3 separate regions of the Homo sapiens genome follow, and all the other regions are linked to region 3. A link is an interaction called in ENCODE POLR2A ChIA-PET data of the cell type or tissue named here. Cell type or tissue: MCF 10A. All regions are shown on one strand.

What was found. ChIA-PET counts read pairs that join two places held together with the same protein. Peaks named below come from ENCODE experiments on the same cell type or tissue, not always from the same donor. Only the 100,000 strongest peaks of a DNase experiment are listed, where the experiment ranks them.
Region 1: POLR2A ChIA-PET joins it to region 3 with 6 read pairs; 1 of 35 experiments calls an interaction of 5 or more read pairs at or near these places.
Region 2: POLR2A ChIA-PET joins it to region 3 with 11 read pairs; 1 of 35 experiments calls an interaction of 5 or more read pairs at or near these places.

What each region holds. Positions count from the first base shown.
Region 1 is chr18:57,904,605-57,909,604 of GRCh38, reverse strand. No RefSeq gene overlaps it. Among named protein-coding and RNA genes, the nearest start is that of LINC01897, 55 kb to the left of the region's middle. In MCF 10A, no CTCF peak of the experiment used is centred here; DNase peaks (open chromatin) are centred at 1,854 and 2,594.
Region 2 is chr18:57,923,790-57,928,789 of GRCh38, reverse strand. No RefSeq gene overlaps it. Among named protein-coding and RNA genes, the nearest start is that of LINC01897, 35 kb to the left of the region's middle. In MCF 10A, no CTCF peak of the experiment used is centred here; a DNase peak (open chromatin) is centred at 2,859.
Region 3 is chr18:57,978,707-57,983,706 of GRCh38, reverse strand. No RefSeq gene overlaps it. Among named protein-coding and RNA genes, the nearest start is that of LINC01897, 20 kb to the right of the region's middle. In MCF 10A, no CTCF peak of the experiment used is centred here; a DNase peak (open chromatin) is centred at 2,946.

The DNA of each region.
Region 1 (5,000 bases), 74 kb after region 3:
TATAAAGAACAAAGATTTATCTCTTACATTCTGGAGGCTGGGAAGTCCCAGGTCAAGGTGGCTACAATCTAGTGAGGGCCTTACTGGTCATCCCATGGTGGAAGGTGGAAGGACAATAGAGTACATGTGAGAAAGAGAAAGGGGAAGGATGCCAAATTCATCCTTTTTTATCAGGAACCCACTCTTGCGATAACTAACCCTCTCCCACCCTAACGACATTAATCCATTTATAAGGGCAGAGCCTCATGACCTAATCACCTCTTAAAGGTGATTAACACCACCCACCTCTCAAAACTAGCATTGGGGATTCAGTTGCCAACACATGAATTTAGGGGGACACATTCAACCATAGAAGTAGGATTTGCATTTCTTACTTGTCTTTCAGGCTGTCACATTTGTCCTTCCTGCTATTGTTGGTGACTCTGCTCCACAGAGAACCATCTTCTCTTCTCATCCCTGTTGTGAGCTGAGAATCTTGACATCCAAACTTCATAGAACTGCTTCTGCGTGAACAGCATACGCATTTTGAGTGAGGACCTCAGGGTCTTCCATCTGAGTAAATAACATCAAATTTAGTTTCTTAATTGTTTCTTCTTTTTTCAATTCTGTTGCTGATATTCATTCATCCGTCTATTCATTCAACTTATGTGTTAGGTCCTAGAGCCATGGTTCTTAACCTTGGCTACACATTGGAGTCAGCTGGGGAGCCTTAAAGACTTCCCAACACCAGGCTTCCATCGCTGGAAGATTCTGATATAAATGGTCCTGGGTATGTCTTGGGTATTGGGAGTTTCAGAAGCTTCCCAGGTGATTCTAATGTGCAGCCAGGGTTGAGAACTCCAGGTCCAAAGGCTAAGGGACTTCTTCATGGTTTGTTAATAGCATGTGGGAACCCATCAGCTCCCTTCTCTATAACATCTGACAGCTATTTCCACTGTTAGGAGTCTTTGGAGCTTTGTCTTATCTATATTTTTTGCTCCTTGGAATATTTGAGTCTTTAGGGATGCTTTTCCGGACCTTTCTTTCTCGAATAATGTATAGAATATGTGATTAGAAAGATTAAACTCTTGGGCCAGAGTCTGACATGGTTGCAGATAATAAGCTTTTATTGGTCATTGACTTGGGATCAAATCTTGGTATTTAAGAAATCTGAGCTTCTTCCTATAACAGAATTTTATCTTGAGCTATAGAAGGCACACTCTGTCTCCAAACATCACGGCTTCCTTCCTCATCTTCCAGACTTGAAACTCAGGATTCTTTTTCAGCATAGAGGTCTGATCCAAAAGGCCAAAGAGTTGTTCCAGCTTTCCTAATCACTTCCTGTGTGACCTTGAGTAAGTTGCTTAATCACTCTGGGCTCTAGATGCCTCATTTTAAAGTTTTCAGTAATGCATGTCATAAACTTAATTTTATTATCAAGGGGTTGTTGTGATCATCAAGGATTATAAATGCATGCTTTTTTTTGTAAAGAAAGAAATTCAGCAGTATTATTACAAAGTAAAATACCTACTGTGAATTGGTGTTAACCATTCACTTCTTCCTTTCTTTTCCACAAGTTTAACTCTAGTTTAGGGTTTTAAAACTTTATACAGAGATTATTGAAAGTAATTTCTGAGACTCATATAAAGCACAAATAATATACTATTTTAATCTGGGGTGGGGTTTATTTTGTATTAAATCTATTTAGGGTTAGAATCGGGAATGTGTGAAAAGAAACAAAGTTGAGTGATGCAAAGTCCAGCCTTCCGAATGGAAGACAGAGTTTCGGGAGTTGCTTGGGAGCTGGACAGCCCTTCCCTCTTCTGCCTGCTACATACAAGCAAAAATATACCCAGCAAGTGGGCAGGGCACTTCCCAAGGCTAATTTACCGGAGCTGTTTTGTAATGCAATTCAGGTTACTGACTCTCTATTAGCAACATGTTGTCCCACTGTTGTGCCTGCAGGAAGGACATCTCTTGCAGGCCAGGGGAAGTTAATGGCAGAGATTAACCCTCATGGTGCCAGAGGACCAGTTTATTTTCAGATGTCCAAGGCTGACAAAGGAAAATCAGAAAGAGAAAAGAAAAGTGAGCTGTCACTTTGAGTCAAGACCATCCTAATTTCTTTTCTCCATGCCTCCATCCTCAGGGCTCAGGGCTCTCCCCTCCACCTCCACAGCAGAGTGGGCAGGAGAGAGCCTGGCTGTGACTTTTGTGCACCTGGATGGGGCCCATAGATTTTTCATGACACAAATGGAGACTGAGGTGGGGGAGAGTCGGACAGACCAGGGAGAGGGGATGCTGAGGCCTGAAGGAGAAGAGACTAAGGAGCTACACAGTGTGGGGAGAGGGAGAAGGAGGCAATGGGAGGAAAGAGATGTCCCCAAGAGGGAATACTGTGCAGCTACAAAGTACGCTGCTCTGATCTCCCTTCAAGGCAACCTGCCGCATAGAGAGAAACTGGTGCACTGCGTTCTGCATATTCTGATCTGTTTCAGCCCTCACAGGGAGCCCCCAGCACCCCCACTGCACTCCTCAAGCTGCTCCCAGTCCATCACTGAGCAGAGTGAATGCTCCTTTGCCTTGAAGATCTCCATCTGCTGGGCTTCCCTGAGATTGCTCCTCCCCAGGCCTCCTTCCTCCCCTCACTCCTCCCACAGGTATCAGGTCTGAGCTGTACTCTGAAGGCGTTCTCTTTACCTTTCACAGATGTGTCCCCCAGTCAATCAATCTCTTGCGTGTCTAATTCCATCTTAGTGTCTGCTTCTTAAGAAGTAGACTGACCCAAACTGACACTGCCCCTCGGGGATGTCCATGGGAACCTCTACACAGGGATGTCCTAGTTTATGTACAAGGAGTCCTTTCCCTTCTGCCCATTTATAATCTCTCCTGTCCCACCGTGCAAAATGAAGAGATCCCTTTCACCTCTCCAGCGTCTGAGTATGAACATTGCCCCAGGGGTGTTAAAAACATCCCAGGTGCCAAACAATAACAATGTGAAACATTGGCATTAGCCTTCTTTAATCAAGATACTACGAGCCCATGATTGGTTCCATCTTAAGTACATTGTGGCTAATGGACAAACCACGGTGTTTTGTCCATGTCGTCATGCTCTTGTTTCACATCTGTTAAAGACCAGGGTGGCAGAAGTGGTGACAAGTTTCATTCAAACATTTCCTGGAGTGGCCATGAGAAGGCTCCTCACAGAATTCCAGCTCCAGGGGGCTAAATTGACTCAGGGGCCCCAGTTCCTGCCTTCTGAAATCCACTGGCACAAATGTGCATGATTCCATCACCGTGAGCTGCTCTCAGCCAACCACTGAATGCGACTGGGAAACTGAGGCAGATCTGCTCCTGGGAGACTCGGGACTCCTCCGATGGCCAGACTTGACTCGCGAATTCCCTGGTGGCCTTGCTGAAACTTCCTGAGGGTGCACAGCAGCCTGGGATGCTTCCACCCTCTCTCCTTCATGCAGCCTCGCACTCACACTGCCATCTGACCGGTCCCGGCCTTCCTCAGCACCACCACCCCACCTTTGCTTTCTCTCATCCTTGATTCCTCTAACAAAATCTTTGCATGCCAAGTCTCTGCATGTGTAAGCTCATCGTGGGTCTGTTTCTTGGAGAACCCACCCAAACACGGGTCCCTTCTTCCACCATAAGCCACCCCCTGCCCTGGCTGTCAAAGATGGCAGCCCTCCTAAGGTGGAGCCCATGGGCACAAAGCAGATGCCCTGACAGAGCTGAGCCTTTCTTCACCTGGACCCCATTACATTGTCACCCAGACATTCATGGTGGGTGGAGCTCCATGGCCCAGCTGTCCATGTCTCAGTCAGGAATGCAAGGATGCCATCATGGAGGACGCAAGTCAACAGAAAGATTTGCATTAAAAAATAAAGTTGAACATTTTTTTTTTCTTTTTTGAGACAGGGTCTCACTTTGTCACCCAGGCTGGAGTGCAGTGGCAAGATCTCAGCTCACTACAGCCTTGACCTCCTGGGCTCAAGGGATCCTCCCACCTCAGCCTCCTGAGTAGCTGGGACTACAAGCACACACCACCACACCTGGCTAAATGTTATTTTTGTAGAAATTGGGAGGCCGAGGTGGGCAGATCACGAGGTCAGGAGTTGGAGACCAGACTGGCCAACATGGTGAAACCCCGTCCCTACTAAAAATACAAAAATTAGCTGGGTGTGGTGGCAGGTGCCTGTAATCCTAGCTACTTGGAGGCAGAGGCAGGAGAATTGCTTGAACCCAGGAAGTGGAACTTGCAGTGAACCAAGATTGTGCCACTGCACACCAGCCTGAGTGACACAGCAAGATTCTGTCTCAAAAAAAAAAAAAGAAAGAAAGAAAGAAAGAAATGGGGTCTTACTATGTTGCCCAGGCTGGTCTCAAACTCCTGGGCTCAAACAATCAGCTCACTTCAACCTCCCAAAGTGCTGGGACTACAGAGATGAGCAACTGTGCCTGGCAAAGCTGGACATTTTCTAACAGAAAGTAAGCCTGTTTTGACAGTGAGACCTGGCCTTGCTATTTTGATTACACGGCAGACATTTTCTGTATGTTGAATGACTGAAACTGGGGGGCAGGGTGGGGCGAGCCCACAAAGCACGTAGTTTAAAAAGTATAGATTTTTAAATTACGTTGATAAACAAGAATTGAAATTAATGATATTTCAGGCTTTTCAACCTTTTCTGAATATACCAGGTATGAAAATATGCTTCCAAAGAAACTTATAATTAAGAATCACTTGGTAAGTCTTGGTAAAGCTTTTTGGTGTACTTCCTAGAGAGTAAGAGAAATTAGTGGTTCTAATGACTGAGTAACAAATCCTTCTGCAAGTCAAATGGTTTCTAGTTCCTTGCCTTGAGCAAAATTGAAGGAGTACTTAATTGAGCTGTCAACTGACAGATGGAAAATATGATTTTTGGCAGATACCTTGGAAGGAGCTTAGAGAATTGAGTGCTACTAATATAAGAGAAATTTTTCTCTTTCCTCCTACTTATTTGTGTAAGCCA
Region 2 (5,000 bases), 55 kb after region 3:
CACAAACCGTCACCTTCCATGCAAAGGAAGGGCACAGAGGACTTTGAAATACAGACTTCCTCCCCTCCCCGGTTCCAGAGCCTCATGACTATAGGACCAGGCCTGGAAGCCCAGAGCACGAGGCCTGGAAGAGACTGCACCATCCTTCCTCATCATGCAATGATTCGTTGCTTGCTCTGCACTCAGCCTGGGCCTTTCCCATCAAGAGGAGATGGGGAAGAGAGGGGAGATGGAGAGAGGGGAGATGGAGAGAGGGGAGATGAGTCTGGCCCCAGTCCTGTTTCTGTTGCAGGGAATCTATCCCTCAAGAGATGAAGACATTCTGACCCTGGGGACTTGGGAAATGGATTCCTTCATCCAGCATGTTAGTTCTGCTTTTGCTTCCTTTGCTCTTTCCCACCTCTCCGACTGCTGCTGAAATGCTGAGGTCTTGGAGGTCTGCCCCTTGGATGAGACCTGCTGGAGCCGATGACAACCTGGATAGGAACCAAGCAGGCCAAACCCCTGGTGCTCATTGCCTTCACCTGAACCAACCTTGTTTGGCTCCACCTGCACAGGTCCCAGGTCCCAGTGAGTAGGGCATGGACCCTTTTCCCTTTCTGACAGCCCTGTGTTGCTGTGGTTCTCTGAGGCCCCTGTCACAGGGCACTGCAGTGGACTAAACCCCTCTATGGCGGGACACTTAGCCCTCACTTGTCTGCATCTGAACTCTTCCTTTGATCTCCCTGCAGCAAACAGCAGCTCATCCTGTTTCAACTCTCCCAGGGATGTCTCAGCCTCACCCAAGAACAAAGTCTTCCTACAAGACCCTCAGTCTTCTCACATAATCCTAAAGACACCAAATTAATTCTGGCTCTAACATAAATAGTTCCATTCTAGTGGGTTCATCTATTCCTAAAAGTTAAAAGTTGATTTTTTTTTTTTACCTAATATACCTTGACTCCCTTTCCACATCCCTGCATAAAGTATGCCCAGCACTGTGTGAGGTCTGGAGACACAGCCCTCTTGGAGTTTACAGGACAGGCTATAGCAGCTCTTTCACCTTTGGTTGTTTATCTACTGCCCTCTTGGTGGATAGTTTGGCCATTTTCAATGGTTGCACAACTACAAACTATCATGCAATGCACACCCTTATGCCTGCATATTTGCACAGTTGTGTGAATATCTATGTACGGTAAATTCCTGGAAGTGGAATCGCTGGATCAAAGAGAATGCATTCTTTAACTTTTTAAATCATTTTTTTCCATTTTTAAAAATTTTGTATAGATTGAGGGGTACAAGTGCAATTTTGTTACCTGGATATATTGCATAGTGGTAAAATCTGGGCTTCTAGTGTAACCATCACCTGAATAGTGTATTTACATTGTATTCATTATGTAATTTCTCATCCCTCACCCCCTCCCACCCTCCCACCCTTTCAAGTCTCCAATGTCTATTATTCCAAACTCTGTGTCCATATATACACATTATTTAGCTCCCACTTATATGTGAGAACATGTGGTATTTGACTTTCCATTTCTGAGATATTTCATGTAAGATAATGGCCTTCAGTTCCACACATGTTGCTGTAAAATACATGATTTCATTCTTTTTTATGGCTGAGTAGTATTCCAGGGTGTATATGCACCATATTTTCTTTATCCAATCATCCATTGATCGACACTTAGGTTGATTCCATCTCTTTGCTATTGTGAACAGTGCTGCAATAAACATAGCAATACAGGTATCTTTTTGATGTAATTATAAAATCAATTTTGTTGAGATATAATTTACAGAAATGGGCCTATATAAAATGTACAATTTAATGAGTCTTAACATATATATAATACCTGTGTTTATGTATACACATTTGTGAATATATATTAATATATACACCTGTAAGGCCACTAGCATTATCAACATACAGAATATTTCCATTCTTCTTTTCCATTCGTAGTCTATCCCCCCATTTATATCCTGCTCCAGGCAAACACTGATCTGCTTTCTGCCACTATACATTGGCCTACATTTTCTAGATTTTTATTTTTATTTTTATGAGGCAGGGTCTTGCTCTGTTGCCCAAGCTGGAGTGCAGTGGTGCAATTACGGCTCACTGTAGCCTTAACTTCCTGGGCTCAAGCCATCCTCCCGCCTCAGTCTCCCAAGTAGCTGGGACTACAGGTGCATGCCAAATCACCTGGCTAAATTTTTTAAGTTTATAGTGGAGATGAGGTCTTGCTATGTTGCCCAGGCTGGTCTCCTAAAGCACTGGGATTACAGGTATGAGCCAGTGTGCCTGGCCCATTTTCTAGATCTTCTATAAAGAAGAGTTCTACACCCAGCATGGGCTCTGGCTTCTGGCTTCCCTTGAGATTCATGTGTTGTTGTACATATTAGTACTTCCTTCATTTTCACTGATGAGTAGTATCCGGTGGATGGAATGGACAGTATAGGTAGGCCACAATTTGTTTATGCATTTTTTGGTGGACAGATTTCTGGGTTGTTTTCAGTTTTAAGCTACAGTGAATAAAGCTGCTACAAATATCTTTGTACATGGTATTGTGTGGATATTTGTTTCCATGGACCTTGAGCACCTATAAGTGTAATGACTGGTTGGTTCATACAGTAGGTGTATATTTAACTTTATAAGAAAGTATCTAGTTCCCAAAATGGTTGTACCATTTTTTAATTCCTACCAGCAATGTACCCTGAAACTTCTGATAGTTTCAACCAAATTCCTCTTCAAGATAACTTTACTAACATTCTCCAAAAGTAAATAAGAATTTCTACATACCACACTCTCACTAACATTGTAGATTCTCAATGTTTTTAATCTTTGCCAATCTAATCATTGAAACATGCTGAGTCACTGTTTAGAAATGCATTTACATAATCATTTGAGAATGACAGTATCTCTTCATGCATGTACTCGCACTTGTATTTTGCCCTCTTTGAATTTTTCATATCCTTTGCCCATTTTTCAGAAGTGTTACTCATGCTTTTCTCAGAGCTTTCTCTACATTAGTACTATTATTGCCAATATTCATTATATATATATAAATCTTTGGTCTGGCTGGAAGATATTCTGATATAAGGGGTGAGATAGGAGAATAGAGGAAGCACTCTCCAGCAGGCCTGAGGCCTGGTCCTGCCAGAAGACAGTCACATCCTGAGAAGTTGAGCTTCAATTTACCTTGCCTTGCAGCAAACATTTAAGAAAGTCCTGGAGCTGTTTTGAACAAGTTGCTTAGACCTGATGAATACTAGGCACATAGCCAGGGTCTCCAGAACAGGTAGGAGAGTCCAGGTAGGGCACAAAGTCCCCCAAGAACAGGCGGGTGCACGCTTCTCTTACTAGGAGATTGGTATTCCAGGCACCTGTGTTCTCATGGGACGTGCAGGGGCCTGGGAGCCTCCACCTGGGCGCCCTCAATCCACTTTGTGTGGGCATGATTTTCAGACACTTTTCAGTATCCCCTGCCATTAAAGAAACTTTATATCCTTGGCTACATTTGTTGGCATCTTTACATCAAGCATATCACCCTCCCATGTTGGAGCCCGCTGAAATTTTTTCTCCAAATAGCTAGTTAACTGTCCATTGATGCCATGTATTAAAGAAGATATCTTTCCCTCCTGGTTCTAATTCCCATTCTGAAGCTCTATTCCATTGGCCTGTTTATTACCACAATACCCATATTTTTATATGAGTTTGCTTTCTAATAAATTGTAATTGCTAGTAGGGCAAGTCCTTTCCATTACCCTTTTTTCAGAATATTCCTGAATGTTTTGTTCTTGCATGTTTGCTCTTCCAGATATACCCTAGTGTAAAAGCAATACTTGGAGAACTTTTCCCTGGAGGACACAGGAAACATCTATATTTGGTTGGTAATAGACTTGTAAGCTCTGGAACACAAAGGACTCTTTGGTCAATGCTGCTGTGCTAGGCTTGGGCAAAACTAGTTCATGGCTGACAAGGTCAGGCCTAAGACCTGGCATGCAGATGGGGAGGACACTTGGTGGAAGGAGATCAGTTCTGCATTTGATGGTTTCTCTGAGAAATCATCATGGGCTGGAAAGAATAGGAGTTCTATGTTCAAAGTCCTGGGCGAGGGTCTGGTAGCGGAGTCAGGAAGCTAAGTTTATAGAAGTGAAGAACATGAGCATAGAGTTCTTGGCAAAGGATGTGGACACAAAGATGTCACAAGGTTTGGGTTTTTTTTAAAGAGTAAATCTCGAAATGTGGGCTGTGTAAAAAAACATGAAGACACAATGGGATTTAGTATTGACAAAAGGCAGTGAAGACAAGTGCTTCCAGTTCACAAATGGGCTGTGTTTATGCCAGATTATGATCCTTAACAAGGTGCTTTGGGGCCCATCTTATTTTCCCATAAAAATGGTATTTGCAGCTGGGCGCGGTGGCTCACACCTGTAATCCCAGCACTTTGGGAGGCTGAGTAGATCACCTGAGGTCAGGCGTTCGAGACCAGCCTGGCCAAAATGGCAAAACCCCGTCTCTACTAAAAATACAAAAATTAATGGGGCATGATGGCACAAACCTGTAGTCCCAGCTACTCAGGAGGCTGAGGCACGAGAATCACTTGAACCTGGGAGGTGGAGGTTGCAGTGAGCTGAGATTGTACCACTGCACTCCAGCCTGGGCAACAGAGTGAGACTCTGTCTCACACACACACAAAAAGAAATACAGGTCCTGACCAATTCTTCATACTTAGTTTTAGAAACAAATTAAAATAAACACCATAATTGACAAGGAGCAGAGTCCGGGTTTCTTGGTGACAACAAACACAAGTCAACTCTGGCAAACTGAAGTAGGAAACACGATGTATGGAAAGGGTGTATGAAATTAATGGGAACATTGAAGAGCATGGCTTGGAAATGGGTTGAGAATAAAAGGAGCACCAGCAGCCAAGAACACTGCCAAAATCCACAGAGAGGGACCATCTGCTAGGCCACTGCCACTGCCTCACAGCCCCACCCCCAGACGTTCCCCCACGGGCCACTGA
Region 3 (5,000 bases):
ATTAATCTGTTGATCTAAGTATGATGCAATAATTGTAACAGCTTCTTTATATAAAAATGATGAGCATCACAGAAACATTCCTTTCTCTCTTCCATTTCCCTTTCCTCCTTTGTCTTCTCTTCCATCCCCCTTGCTCTCCTCCCTCTCCCTTCTTTTTCTTTCCAGGAAGGTACTTCGTGTTTGGATCAGAAACCCTTGAGGTGCTGGGGAAAGGAGGTGGATCTGGGTGGAACCCCCCAACTCCCCCAGCCTCTGCTCCTTGCTCCCCTGCTTCTGCCTGTCTGCTGGCCATCACAGCTCTAGGAACTGACCCACTGCTGTCTCAGCTTCATCCAGGCTGGTTGCTTGATGCCTATGCTTCAGCCAAGCCTAACTTCTCCTTTTACCTTCACCATGGACCTGGCTGAGTTTCTGCTGCCTCCTCCACCTGCCCTTGGCTAGGAGGTCCCCTCACCCCTGGCCATTGCAAGGCCTATGGCCAGCCACTGAGCCTCATGCCAGCTGTCTTCTCAGTTCCCTAAAGCCTCAGATTCAGGTGGGACCTTCCAGGTTCACCACGTGGAACGCCATCCTTCCTCCATCGGCTTAGTCCTATTGTACTGCTGCTTCCACTTTGATGGAGCTACCTCCAGCTTGGTGGAGAGAGGCAGCCTAGAGCCATGGACAGGAGGCAGGACAGATGCCTCTCTGCCTTCCAGCTTTTTAGCACATTTGTAGGTATTTCCAAAGCTGCCTCCAACTGACTCCTTGAGGGGGCAGGGAGGGAAGATGAGAAGCTGAGCGCCTGCCTTCCCCTCTGCATTCGCCTGGCTCCCTTGTTCTCCTGCATTCCCCTGGGCTGGATGGGGCCATCTCTAACCTAAAACTCCACAGTGCAGGTGGCCAGGCCTGGCTCTTGGTAGTCTCTGGGAGGAGATAAAAAGAAACTGTGAATCATGATTACATAGCTTTTAAATCTCAACAAAGCTGGCTTGTCACACTAGATCCCTGGGCAAAATCCTCTTTTAAATGCCAGAAGCTGAACGCGATCTCTTCTTCTGTCTTTGCTCTCTCATTGTAATATCAGCACTGCTCTAATCTGCACTCCTGCCCTGCCCCACGTCTATATGTCAAGCCAACAGGAGAAGGTCATAAACACGAAATGCAAATGAGGAAGTCACTGTCACCATTTTTAAAAAACATCAGTGCTGGGAACACAGAGTGTTTCTGAATGGGGTTTGATAAAGCGGTGTGCTCGAGGTGTGCGTGGAGGAAAACACGGCCTTGCTGGTGGGGAGGTAGAGGCAGAGGCTGAGCATATTCGGAGCACTGCAGGCAGCTTTTGCCTTCATCAGAATTGGACCCAGGGCAGGCTCTGGCAGGCATTTTCTGTTCCTTCCTGCTGCTATGGAGGGACAAAAATGCAAGCCACAACACAAGGAGAGGACCCCAGACAGGCCCACACCTGCCCTGCTGGCCTTCTACTCCCTCTTCCCCGAGCTTTCCCTTCAGCCATAGCACTGTCTGCATCCCTGCAATCCCTACCAGTTTCCTGACCACTTGTCTATTTGCCGTCTGTGGATTATTTTCTTTCCTTTCCTTTTTAGAGACAAGGTCTTGCTCTGTCACCCAGGCTGAAGAGCAATAGCACAATCACAGCTCACTGCAGCCTGGAAAAGTGATCCTTCTACCTCGCCTCCCAACTAGCTGGCACTAAAGGTGCACACCACCACACTGGCCTAATTTTTAATTTTATTTATTTATTTTTTTGATAGAGACAGGGTCTCACTACATTGCTGAGGCTGGTCTCAAACTCTTGGCTTCAAGGGATCCTCCCACCTTGGCTTCCCAAAGTGCTGGGATTACGGGCGTGAGCCATGGTTCTCAGTCTCTTTCTTTCTTTTTCTTTCTTTCTTTCTCTTTCTTTCTTTCTTTCTTTTTCTTTCTTTCTTTCTTTTGCTTTCTTCCTTCCTTCTTTTCTTTTTCTTTCTTTCTTTCTTTCATTCTTTCATTTCTAAATTTCTAAATGTTTTCTTGTGGACAATTTTTAGAAATATAGAGTATAGTATAATGAGCCCTCAAGTATTCATCATCAGCTTCAGTGTTGATCAACTCATGGCCAATCTTATTTATCTTTAAATATCCCCTTCTTTCCACCTCTCCTTCCCACCAGATTACTTTGAAGGAAATCCCAGACATTGTATCATTTCTAGAAGCTTTTTAATATCCCGAATGGCAATTTGCCATCTCATCTAAAATGCATGAGCCTGTCACTCAGTATCTAAACTAGATTCATCATCCATTGTGTGTAGCTCAAAGTTGATAACTTGAATTCCATTCAAATGTCATGTCTCTCTAGGAACTTTGCATAAATTTTTGGTAAAGGGAAGAGTTCTTTAGTAATTAGAATAATAATTCCATAATTCATCTCCTTTAATGAACAAAGACATTGGTGTGCTAATGATTTCTTAAGGAAGTAGATTGTTTGAACGTGCTTTAAAGTGGTTAAAAGTTGCTTCTCTTAGTAGTTAATATTTCTTCCCCCTCCCCTTCCTCTGTGCTGTTTACCTTATTAGTTTGCTTAGCAAACCTTGTTGGTATAGATAGAGCAAAGAAATTTCTACCCAACGCTGGTCTGAGTGAACGAGATTGTACATATTTTTGTATGGTTTCCTTCAAGTGGAGAGAAAGTACACAGAGTTCTTATCAGTTTTTTGGCTCTAATTAATTGGCTTGATGGCTACAAGAAAGAACAGAGGATTGTCTTAGTTTGAGTTCACACAAAAAAGAAGTCTGTTGAAAAAAAATGGCTGTTTCATTTCTTAGGTGGACCTGAGCTTGTTCCTGTGCAGGAATAAATTTTACTTAGATAAAACCATACCCTCTGCTCTTTTCTAACCACCTTCTTGAATAGTGATTGTAACATGAGATTCGCCAGTACAAGCCTGGACTTGCAGGTCCCATAATGGTAGGAGTGGCTAAAGAGAAACCCCAGCTTCACCTGTCACCAGAAGCTTGTTTAGTGTAAGAGTTCCAGGGGTTTGCTTCTTGCTGAAACATGACAATGTTCCTAGGATGATGAGCATGTTAGTTTTGGAGTTTGTCTCTAAATTCTGTAGGTAACCCTTGTATCATGGCTGAATTTTAAAGAAACAAAAGACTCACCAGGTGACTTGGCCTAACTGTTCAGTTTTGAAATATGACACATTCTCAAACAAGCTTACAGGCTTAATTAAGTATTATGTGTTGTCAATATTTTGTCAGTCAATGGTTTTTCAATATATATTTGCAGGCAAACATTCTTATTAATATTGCTTGGAATGAAATATGAGATATTTGTTTGGAGATAACATTACATTAAAATGATAACTTTATATATTAATATGAATCATGTTGAAGAAGTATATGTTCTCTCATTTTTCTTTTTTTTTTTTTTTTAAATTATAGAGACAGGGTCTATGTTGCTTAGGCTGGTCTTGAACACCTGGGCTCAAGTGATCCTCCCCCCTTTGGCTTCCCAAAGTGCTGGGATGATAGGTGTGAGCCACTGTGCCCAACTATTCTCTCATTTTATAAGAAATTCTCATTTTTAAAATGTAAATCCCATAAGACTTTTTTGAACTGCTCTATAAAGGCCAGTTTCCAAATCTTAACTCCTATTTGCATTTTGTATTACTTAGTGGTTTCAAGACCAAATACAAATTTGATTCCTAAGTTTTTTTCTCAGATCCAAGAGTTTCTGTAAATATTTAAGGTAATTGCTAGGAGAGAAAATGAAAATCTAGCAAAGCCCAAATCCCTCAAGGAAGGATAAGGAAGCTGGCACTTCAAGAAGTTCATGTTGCCGGAAGTGGGGAGGACCCGCAGCAATACAATCCGCCTATTCTTACTCCCACTCGTCCTACTGGTCCCTGACATTCTGTTTTTAAAAAATTATTTCTGGTGGACAGGTGTGGTGGCTCTCACCTGTAATGCTAGCACTTTGGCAGGCCAAGGCCGACAAATCTCTTGAGCCCAGGAGTTCCAGGAGTTCAAGATCAACCTGGGCAACATGGTGAAACCCTGTTGCTACAAAAAATACAGAAAAAGACAAACTAGCTGGAATTGGTGGCACTCACCTGTAGTCCCAGCTACTCAGGAGGCTGAGGTGGGAGGATCACTTGAGCATGGTAGGTGGAGGTGGCAGTGAGCTGTGATCGTGCCACTGCACTCCAACCTGAGCAACAGAGTGAGAATCTGTCTAAAAAAAAAAAAAAATATATATATATATATATATATATATATATAAAAAATGATTTCAGCAAATTTTATAGCTCAGTTGCCGTTTAACTAACTTAAACTGGGATTACACGCTAAAATACATTTAGCTTGTCTGTGATTCCCTTCCCTTTATGGAAATTAAATGTGCAGAGTATCAGAAGTCATTGGCACTTGGGAGAACAGTGGCAATTCTGGGGGTAGAACCAAGCTCAAACCCCACTATATTCCCTGAGCACTTTGCCTGTCATAAGGAAAAAGGATCTTTCCAGTGCTTAACTTTGGTCCTTTGGGAAGGGACAGGGTAGTGTCATCTTCCACGGTGAAGATGAGTGAGCCAGTGCTGAATACTGTTTCTGTTACCCAGGCTGGAGGGTGACATTTATGATCATAGCTCACTGCAGCTTCAAACTCCTAGGATCAAGTGATCCTCCTGCCTCAGCCTCCTGAGTAGCTGGGATTAGAAGAATGAGCCACCAATCCAGCTTCCGTGGTGAACACTGGCAAGTGATCTAATGCTGGATGGTTAGTGGTAAACAGGGGTCTGGAATGCTTAACCCCAGTGATCTTGTGATTACAGACCCTGATAAGGTCAGGGCTGGAAGCCACTGGAAAAGGCATCCAGTAGAATTCTCTTATTTTATAGATAAGAGAAGTGACTGGGTACAGTGGCCCACGCCTGTAATCCTAGCACTTTGGGAGGCCGAGGTGGGTGGATCACAAGGTCAGGAGATGGAGACCATCCTGGCCGACATGGTGAAACC